Linked DNA regions of Homo sapiens: region 2 is linked to region 1. A link is an interaction called in ENCODE POLR2A ChIA-PET data of the cell type or tissue named here. Cell type or tissue: Caco-2. All regions are shown on one strand. Each heading gives the region's core, and the rest is flanking DNA. Links, peaks and the distances in the headings are about the cores only.

The links. ChIA-PET counts read pairs that join two places held together with the same protein. Peaks named below come from ENCODE experiments on the same cell type or tissue, not always from the same donor. Only the 100,000 strongest peaks of a DNase experiment are listed, where the experiment ranks them.
Region 2: POLR2A ChIA-PET joins it to region 1 with 5 read pairs; 3 of 35 experiments call an interaction of 5 or more read pairs at or near these places.

Annotation. Positions count from the first base shown.
Region 1 is chr1:23,456,525-23,461,901 of GRCh38, reverse strand. The region is part of intron 1 of ASAP3 (ArfGAP with SH3 domain, ankyrin repeat and PH domain 3); the gene reads left to right. Among named protein-coding and RNA genes, the nearest start is that of ASAP3, 25 kb to the left of the region's middle. In Caco-2, for the core only: no CTCF peak of the experiment used is centred there; a DNase peak (open chromatin) is centred at 2,421.
Region 2 is chr1:23,695,948-23,701,324 of GRCh38, reverse strand. It overlaps RPL11 (ribosomal protein L11), which reads right to left. Exons shown (of 6, transcript NM_000975.5): 6 at 4,490-4,981. The coding sequence ends at 4,952. Among named protein-coding and RNA genes, the nearest start is that of RPL11, 6.8 kb to the right of the region's middle. RefSeq lists an enhancer at 3,154-3,775. In Caco-2, for the core only: no CTCF peak of the experiment used is centred there; no DNase peak of the experiment used is centred there.

The DNA.
Region 1 (5,377 bases), core at 223-5,222:
TTAAAGAATTCCACAGATAAGTAGACTGGGGCTGCTAGGGTAGTTTCCTAATCACTAGGGACAAGGCTGATATCTTGTTGCTCCGCCATCCATAACAAATGGCTTCTACTTCATGGTCCAGGATTGCTGCCTGAGCTCTAGACATCGCCAGCACATTGTAGCCAGAAGAAAGGGGTGACAGAGGGTACCCTTGCATTCCCCTTTTTTCTTTTGTTTTTTTTTTTTGTGGGGGGGTGCGTTTGAGACAGGGTCTTGCTCTGTTGCCCAGGCTGGAGTGCAGTGGCACGATCACAGCTCACTATAGCCTCAACTCCCTGGGGTCAAACAGTCCTCCCACCTCAGCCTCCTGAGTAGCTGGAATTATAGGCCCATGCCCCATGCCTGGTTTTTAATTTTTTGTAGAGACAGACTCTCACTATGTTGCCCAGGCTGGCCTCGAACTAGGCTCAAGCAATCCTCCCGCCCCAGCTTCCCAAAGTGTGAGATTACAGCCGTGAGCCACCCCACCCCAGGCCCTTTTTTTCTAAATTAAAAAAAATCGACTTTATTTTTTAGAGCAGTTTTAGGTTCACAGCAAAATTGGGCAGGAAGTACATAGAGTTACCATATACACACAGCCTCCCCCTCTGTCAACAGCTCTTACCAGAGTGGTACATTTGTTTCAATGACCATACATTGACACATCATCACCAAAAGTCCATAGTTTACATTAGGGTTCACTCTTAGTGTTGTACATTCTGTGGGATTGGACAAGTGTATAATTCCATGTATCCACCATTATAGCATCATACAGAAATGTTTCCCTGCCCTAAAAACCCTCTGTGCTTCACCTGTTCCTCCTCACTACCCCCATCCCTGGCCACCACTGATCTTTTTACTGTCTCCATAGTTTTGCCTTTTCCAGAATATCGTATAGTTGAAATCATGTAGTAGCCTTTTCAAATTGGCTTCTTTCACTTAGTGATGTGCATGTAACTTTCCTCTGCATCTTTTCATGGTTTGATAGCTCATTTCTTTTCAGTGATGAATAATATTTCACTCTCTGGATGCATGACAATTTCTTTATCCATTCACCTACTGAAGGACATCTTGGTTGTTTCCAAATTTTGGTAATTATGAATAAAGCTGATGTAAACATCCGTGTGCAGGTATGTATACGTTTTCAACTCATTGAGAAAATATGAAGGAGTATGATTGCTGACTCATTTGGCAAGAGTACGTTTAGTTAAGAAACTGTCAAACTGTCTTCCGAAGTGGCTGTACCATTTTGCATTCCCACCAACAATGGGAGTTTCTGTTGCTCCACATCTTTGTCAGTATTTGTGTTTTGGGGTTATTTATTTATTTATTTGTGTGTGTGTGTGTTTTTGTTTGGTTTTTTTTTTTTTTTTTTTTGAGATGGAGTCTCACTCTGTCACCTGGGCTGGAGTGCAGTGGCACTGTCTCAGCTCACTGCAACCTCCGCCTCCTAGGTTCAAATGATTCTCCTGCCTTAGCCTCCCGAGTAGCTGGGACTACAGCGGTGTGCCACCACGCCTGGCTAATTTTTGTATTTTTAGTAGAGACAGGGTTTCACCATGTTTGCCAGGCTGGTCTTGAACTCCTGGCCTCAAGTGATCCACCAGCCTCAGCCTCCCAAAGTGCTGGGATTATAGGCGTGAACCACCGTGCCCGGCCTCCCTTTGCCAGTATTTGGTGTTGTCAGTGTTTTGGATTTTGGCCATTCTAACAGGTGTGTAGTCCCTCCCTTCCTTTTTATTTTTCAATTTTTTAAAGCCACTTTATTGAGGTAGGATTGACATGTAAAAAGCTATACATAGTCAGTGTATACAACTTGATGAGTTTGGGGGTTATCTCCCTTCTTTGTAAGATACTTTTTGGAAGTTAACAATTAAAATATTATATTCCATGGCCAGGACTTAGTCCCATGACCACAGTTAGCTGCAAGGTAGGAAATGTAGTCTTTATTCTAGGTCGCCAAGTGGCCATCTGAAAAGTCAGGTTTCTTGTGAAGGAAGAAGAGAGAATGGACACTGGGAGCCACCCAGTGATCTCTGCCACACTGCAGGGAAGGGAAATCTTCTCAAACTTGCTTAAAGGAACTTCGTTGGGTGGATTCAGGGGTATTTCATGGAATTTCACCAAAGACATAATGTGTGGAGGTTGCCTCTGAAGAGGTAGCATCTGGAAAGTTGCCAGAAACCAGCACCACTCTTCCTCTTCTGCCTTGCTGTGGCGGTGTGGGGCTTGTTCATGTCTTTCTACACATCTGCTCTGTTCTTTTCTCTCTGCATGTGGCAGGAAGGACATCCCAGCTTTAGCATTTCAGTCAGTCAACTAGCTTTCCAGAGCCCAATTCCAAAGTCCTTGGAGAGAGAATCTGATTGGTCCAGCTTGGGTCAGGTGGGAGAGAGAATCTGATTGGTTTAGCTTGAACCAGGTGTCTGTCGACTCTGGCTAGAACAAACAAGGCTGCAGGGGCCCACCTCCAGAGGAAGGGAGGGCAGTTTTCAGAAAATGGGTGTCATGGGATGGGAAGACTCCTCAGAATGTATCTAGAGCATGAACATACTCCTCTCAGGTCCATGTCCCAGGACTTTGCAAACCATCATTCATTTAGGTAAACATTTATTGGGCACCTTCTGTGTGCTAGGTACATGGATCTGCCCTCTAGGGATTTTGGAAATTTTTTTGGAAATTGTTCATATCTTTTTTTTTTTTTTTTTTTTTTGAGATGGAGTCTCGCTCCCATTGTGCAGGCTGGAGTGCAGTGGTACCATCTCAGCTCACTGCAACCTCCACCTCTCGGGTTCAAGAGATTCTCCTTCCTCAGCCTCCTGAGTAGCTGGGATTACAGGTGTGCACCACCACGCCCAGCTAATTTTTGTATTTTTAGTAGAGACAGTGTTTCGCCATGTTGGTCAGGCTGGTCTTGAACTCCTGACCTCAGGTGATCCACTGCCTTGGCCTCCCAGAGTGCTAGGATTACAGGCGTGAGCCACTGTGCTGGCCCAGTTGTTCATATCTTTAACCTGAATTGTCTTTTAGAGCGAAATCATAGCTCCTTAAATTACTCACCTTTTAGCTTTCCAGGTTTCAAGATGGGGATCAAGGGATTTGGTAAACACATGCTTCTGTTTCCCCATCTGGATTTTGGGGAACCATAGAAGTGGCCATGTTCTTGCCTCTTTTTTTTTTTCTTTTTCTGTTGGCCAGTTTAGAAAGAAACGTTCTCCCCTCCACCTCTTTGTCTCTTTAGTAAGAAACATTTTGGTTGTTTTTTGTTTGTTTGCTTTGCTTTTTGAGACAGGGCTCTCTCTGTCACCCATGCTGGAGTGCAGTGGCGCAATCAGGGCTCACTGCAGTTTTGACCTCCCCAGGCTCAGGTGATCCTCCCACCTCAGCCTCCCAAGTAGCTGGGACTATAGGTGCATGCCACCACATGGAGATGGGGTTTCGCCAAGCTGTCCAGGCTGGTCTTGAACTCCTTGGCTCAAGTGATCCTCCTGCTTTGGCCTCCCCAAGTGCTGGAATTACAGGTGCACCCCACCACACCCAGCTAATTTATTTATTTTTTCTTTTCGGTAGAGACAAGGTCTCACTATATTGCCTAGGCTGGTCTTGAACTCCTGGCCTCAAGTGATCCTCCTGTTTCTGCCTCCCAAAGTGCTGGGATTATAGGCATGAGCCACCATGCCCAGCCTCATGTTTTAACCAACTCAAATATGATGCCGTCTCCTTAATCTTCCTGATTCTTTTGTTTTCTTTCTTCAGCCCTGGGATGGGCCTCCACGGATCTCAAATATGAAAGTGTCTCAAGTTCACACCCGAGGAGGAGAATGTTAGATTTCTAGCCCCTGTAGGAAAAGCACCTGGAACTTGGCAGACCTTCCTAGCATCAGCAGCAGCTGATGATAACGATCACAGGTGCTGTTCATTTTGAACATACTCCATGCCTAGCACCAAGCTAAATCCTGTATTTGCATCCTCTCATACATATAGCCCTCATACCAACCCTGAGAGGTAGGCATCGATTTCCCCATTTTACACATGGCTAATCAGGAAGCTCAGAAAGAATAGGCAACTTGTGCCCGGGCACGGTGGCTCATGCCTGTAATCGCAGCACCTTGGGAGGCCGAAGCGGGTGGATCACTTGAGGTCAGGAGTTTGAGACCAACCTGGCCAACACAATGAAACCCCGTCTCTACTAAAAATACAAAAAATTAGCCAGGTGGTGGGCACCTGTAATCCCAGCTAGTCAGAAGGCTGAGGCAGGAGAATTGCTTGAACCTGGCAGGCAGAGGTTGCAGTGAGCCAAGATTGTGCAACTGCACTCCAGCCTGAGCAACAAGAGCAAAACTTGGTCTCAAAAAAAATAGGCAACTTGTTCAAGGTCACATAGCCCCCGAGTAGTGGAGCTGAGCTTCGTAACTAGACCCCCCTTCCTCCAGAGGCTTCCCACATGCCACCGGCCTCTGAGAACACTCCACATTGCCTCTGAGTTCTGCCCTATGCATGTTCTCCTGTGGGTATCATTTTGAATCTTTGGCAGTACCATTTCCAATGTGTTTACTAACTCTTGTCATGTAACTCTGGAAATCAGACTCTGATCCCATTTTATTTTTGTCACTGGGAAGAACAGCTGGGCTGGGGTCAGGGTGGGGCTGTGGTACATGGATGGAACACTGTTCTGTTGCACCCGGGAAGTCCAGCTCTGTGGCTTCCCCACCATGTGTCTCTCGGTAAGGGCCTCCCATCTCTTGGCTTCAGTTTTCTCATCTGTGGGCCCCTTCCAGCTCGACATTCTGTGTTTTCCAAGTTAACTGTGCATTTCGCAAGGATTTCATGAGGTTGTCAACTTCCATGCCCCACTGAAAGGGGGAGTGTTTCCCATCTAGGCTGAGCCTGCTTGGGGCATGTGAGACTTGCTTCTTGCCATCACATCTCTGGCCTTTCCCACATTCTGATGTTTGTTCTGCAGCCTCTGGGCTTTGGGGTTATCTGGTGTTGTCTCTCCAGTTCTCCCCAGTGGTGATGGAGTGTGCTCCCGCCACCCTCTGCCATCTCCCCAGACTCAGGTAACTGAATGCCTCCAACCCCTCTCTGCTCACCCATAGCATCCTGGCCTCTTCCTCCTTGTCCTGACATAACTGTTTATTGAGCCTGGGGTTTGGTGAACAAGTGTACCCTGCTTTGTATCTTAAGGGAAGATAGAGATGTGTGTGTTCTCCCCTCTGGCCTTTTGCTCAGCATTTTGTACATATTTACAAATCATTCATCTTCTCAGCAACTCCACAAGTCCCCTAGTATCATCCCCATTTTGTAGACAAGGCACTCAAGGCTCAGAGAAGTTAACAGATTTGTCTAACGGACACAC
Region 2 (5,377 bases), core at 307-5,306, 240 kb before region 1:
ACAGGTGCGCAACACCACTCCCGGTGGGGTTTCTCCATGTTTCCCAGGCTGGTCTTGAATTCCTGCACTCAAGTGATCTGCCCACCTAGGCCTCCCAAAGTGCTGAGATCACAGGCATGAGCCACTATGCCTGGCCTGTTTTTTTTATTGAAACAAAATAGATGTACATATTTTGGAGTACATGTGATATTCTGATACATTCGTACAATGTGTAATGATCAAATCAGGGTAACTGGGATATCTGCTACCTTAAACATTTATCTTTCTTTATGCTGGTAACATTAGAATTATTCTCTATTTTATGGCATGAACCTGGGAGGCGGAGCTTGCAGTGAGCCGAGATCGCACCACTGCACTCCAGCCTGGGCGACAGAGCGATAAGATTCCGTCTCAAAAAAAAAAAAAAAAAAGAATTATTTTCTATTTTAAAATACAAATCATTAACTAGTCACCCTATTGATCTATCAAACACTGGGTCTTATTTCCTCTAACTATATTTCTACACCCATTAATCAACCTCTTCATCCCCCCAGCCTTAAATTCCAAACTCTGTGCTCTTAGCCACTATGATACGCCATGTCATGTTTGAACAGAACTGATCTTTAAAGCAAAAAATAAAGCACTGTGTTCCAGAGGCAATCATCAGAGCATTTCAGAGTTGAGTCATGTTATCAAAGCCATACGTTCAAGCAGGGTAACTGAGAGGGTCTAGAATTTCATTTGTGCCTATTGTTGAATGCCTTTGCCTTTCAAGCTCCTTTTAGATTCCAGGTTAACTACTTACATACTTATTGCATAAAAAATTGTATCAATCTTAGGCTGAGCCAGGTGGACCACGAGGTCAGGAGTTCGAGACCAGCCTGGCCAACACAGCGAAACCCTGTCTCTACTAAAAATACAAAAATTAGCTGGGCATGGTGGCGGACGCCTGTAATCCCAGCTCCTCGGGAGGCTGAGGCAAGAGAATAGCTTGAACCCGGGAGGCAGAGGCTGCAGTGAGCTGAGACTGCACCACTGCACTCCAGCCTGGGTGACAGAACTAGACTCCGTCTCAGGGAAAAAAAAAAAAAAGTATCAATCTTGACAAAAGGTAATTACAAAACTTCCTAAAATCGTTAAAGGTCAACTGGTATCATCACACATCAGTTTGGTTCACTGATTTGTGAAAATAAACCATTTATACTTGTTTCCTAAGCTTTCCTGCATTTGCCACCTTAAGCAGAGTCAAGTTCAGTTCTCCTGGTGCCCTCCAGGTATCTTAGGCTGGATTCCCCTCTGACAACCACATTGTGGTTTCCATAACAAGCAGCTCTGACTAGTTCTGTATCCCCAGGCACTAGCATGGTCCCCAGTGGCTGGCAGCTTAAACTATGTGTGGGTGGTTTCTGGGCCAGAGTACCTAGAAGGCTTGGGCCTTAACCCTGTAGCACTCAGTTGCCTTTGGTAGACTACTCATTCTGGTCTTCAACCACCAGTTGGCTGGAGCACCTCAGCATTTGCGTTGAGTTTAGCAGGTTAGGACTAGCCAGAGTGTTAAACTGCAAGAAAAGGAAGCTTAAGCACACAGTTTAGAAGATAAAGGGTTATACGCAAAAATCCAACATACTCCACTTTAGAGGGCCAGACTGTAACTTGCCAGGTTTCTTGCCCATGGTCGTAACGCTAGCAGGGAAAGCAGAACCAAAATCAGAACATGGATAACTTGCCTTGGCAACACAGTGAGACCCCTTCTCTACCAAAAAAAAAAAAAAAAAAAAAAATAGTTGGGCATGCTGGCATGCAACTGTAGTCCCAGCTACTCGGGAGATCGAGGTAGAAGGATCACTTGAGCCCAGGAGGTTGAGGCTGAAGTGAGTCGTGATGGTACCACTGCACTCCAGCACATGACAGTGCAAGACCCTGTCTCAAAAACAAATGAAGATGGATAATCTTTTTCCTGTTTAGCATTCTTTCCACAATACCACACCATTGAACAGCTCAAGACACCTTGCAAGGACCTTAAAGGTACTCACTGGACAGAGGGCAAGACAGCAGGATAAAAGAGCCTCTATTGGATAGTTTAATGAAACTGACATTCCTGACATTTAGTGCCAGCTACATAATTATGTCCCATACATTTCCAAAATGAAATATTGTATAGCCACTGCAATGTACTGAGAACGCAACTGTTAAAGGGAAAAAGTAAAAACACCTCCCAACTATGTCTAAAGGAAAAAAAAGCCTTAGCTGTGTTTACTATTTGGTGTTTCTAATAGTAAAAGAGAACCCACTGTCGCCTCAGTATTGTAATTATTGTGTATAATTTTTTATTCATTTTTTTTTTCTGAGACAGGGTCCACTCCCAGACTTTCATGGGTAGCAGCTGAAGAAACGAGAAAAATAACCACACAGTAAGAACTTCATAAGAACTAAATGTATTAAGGAAACCTCCTTGGGTATCATGCCCTTCCTGCTTTTTTTGGCCACTACCTCTACACTTTAGTATGCGTACAAATCACCCGCAGATCTCGTTAAATTAGATTCTAATTCAGTAGGTCTGAGGTAGGGCCCACGAGTTTTAACAAACTCCCAGGCGATCCTATCTACCCACTTGGTACAAGTTCAACCACAAATGACAGTGCTTTAGATACCAATAGGACATTTGTTTGCAAGTCAAGCTTCTAGCCAGAATAGGGGCTAGCTGTCTAGCTACTGGGTGGTTGTCTGTCTCTAGTGGTTGCAGTCCTCCAGATGTTTCATGACCTGCCCAAAATCTCAATGCCATTTAGAGCTAGGACTAAAACCTGGTTAGCTCTTTGAACTCCCAACAGTGCTTCTTCCACTGGGTCAGGAGCACAGCAGTTTTGTTTTTAATGAGAAGTCAACTGAGTACACAGACAATACACAAGGACCAAATGAAGGCTTAGCAGGTTTATATTATTAAAATTGAGAGACTTTCTACATTTTGTATTTCTGAAATGCTTTACTTAGATGAAACCAGCATTTGTTCTCCACACCCAGCACTAATTAACTATCCATTCACCAGATCTGTTCTTAAACATGTTTATGGCATGTTATTTAATTCAGAAGTTAGTAAAAAACAAGTATGGTTCCCCCCTATAAACATGAAGATGAATTTTAAGAATGAGACTCCTTCACCCCATTTGAGGTGGGGGCCCTGGCCCTGTAGTAAAAGATTGAGAAATGAAAAGCTCATATTTTAAATGAAATAAAAAGTATATGGCAACATGTTCCACGATTCTCCCCTTTCACCAACTAGAGCTCATCTTACAGGATAAGGTAACTTTATTTTCATTTAAAAATGAGGCACACCAAATAATCTATTTCCAGGTTTCAAAATACCTACAAAAGCAGCAAATTTGAGAACCTCTGAACAGCAATGAACGGGTGGCCCAAGGACAACTGAACTCTAATTAGTCACAAATTAGTAAATTATCTAACTGAATTAACATGCGCTCCAAAATTTAAACCTGAAATTGAAAATGATGAACCAATGGCCAAGTATTGCGTCAGAAAAATGATGGCTTTTGCCAGGTGCAGTGGCTCACGCCTGTAATCCCAACACTTTGGGATGGTGAGTTCAAGACCAACCTGGCCAACATGGTGAAACCCCATCTCTACAAAAAAACACTAGCTGGGCGTGGTGGTGGATGGCTGTAATCCTAATTACTCGGGACGCCGAGGTGGGAGGATTGCTTGAACCCAGGAGGCGGAGGTTGCAGAGATCATGCCACTGCACACTCCAGCCTGGGTGACAAAGAGACTCTGTCTCAAAAAAAACCACCACCAAAAACAAACAAACAAAAATGGCGGCTTTTGAGCATCGACTTCAGTTAGATATAGAAAATCACTACAGGGGCCGGGCGCGATGGCTCATACCTGTAATCCCAGCACTTTGGGAGGCCAAGGCGGGCGGATCACGAGGTCAGAAGATCTAGACCTTCCTGGCTGACACGGTGAAACCCCGTCTCTACTAAATAAAAAAAATCAGCCGGGCGTGGTGGCAGACGCCTGTAGTCCCAGCTACTCGGGAGGATGAGGCAGGAGAACGGCGTGAACCCAGAGGCAGAGCTTGCAGTGAGATCGCGCCACTGCACTCCAGCCCAGGCAACAGAGCAAGACTCGTCTCAAAAAAAAAAAAAAAAAAAAAAGACAATCACCACAGGGAAAGTATTTTCATTTTTGCACCAAAGGGAAGCAAGCTAGCAGAAGTAATATTTCTTATACCCAAACACAAAAATGAAACCCCTTTTGAGCACTACGTGGCTGGTGCTAGTCTGAGCATTTTGTTAAGTATTAAATCATTTAATCCTCTGAGAGATACTACTATTACTGCCTCCTGATACAGATAAGGAAACTGAGGCAGATTAACAACTCACCCGAGGTAACAGTTAAAGGAAAGGGCTGGAAACGGAAAGACTGCCCTCTTATCTGCACATACTGCCTCCCAAGAACCTTATACTCTCATTGTAAAAGAAACCTGAGCCTGAACAGTTAAGTCTAAATTTAATCTCAACCATCACACCAAAGCCTGTCATTCCTTCATGACGCATCAATGCTGATAAAATTTCTAGTACAGAACAGAATCACTGAATAGCAGGGGGCCTCCTGGAACACAGGAGCACTGCACCCTGCTTAACCAAGGCTCTAAATTCAAACCCCAACATCAACCAAACCCTCCCCTCCAAATGGGGCTACTGCACCACAGCACATCAACCAAGGTGTGGCAAGCACAGGCAATGAATGCTATGAAGCTTGGACTTGGATCTGCCAGGAAATACTGGCATCCAATCAGAGGATGACGGGGTTGTTACCAGCTACTCCCATCGAAGCTTTAAGTGGCTTGAGGTCCAAGGACTTGAATATGGCCAGGATCCTTTCACAGAACACACAACAGAATTGCACATTTCACTGAAAACTTTTTATTGCTCTTTTGGATAGAAACGGGAATTTATTTGCCAGGAAGGATGATCCCATCATACTGAAAGAGAAGAGATTTAATTTTTTCAGAACAGGAGGCAACAGCAGAGATTGCAGCAATGGCTAACTTTTGAGAATTCACATCTGATTGATACATGAACTTGGGCTCTGAATCCCATCCTTTTCTGGACTAAATAGGAAGCTGGCTGGTTTTTACACTGTGCTGAACTGCACTATCATCTGAGAAAGGGGGCTCCTGTTAAAAGCCATATTCCTCCCCTTCCATCTACCCCCATTCATGGTGACAGGGAGAAGGCCTAGTTCTGGATGTTCTTTTAAACCATCATCCCTGGAAGCCCCTGATTTGTCAAGATGCCCAATATTCTAACTTTAAAGAAGATACCCAGCAAATAGTACTATATTTTGCATCCCCAAATCCCAACTCCATTCACCAACA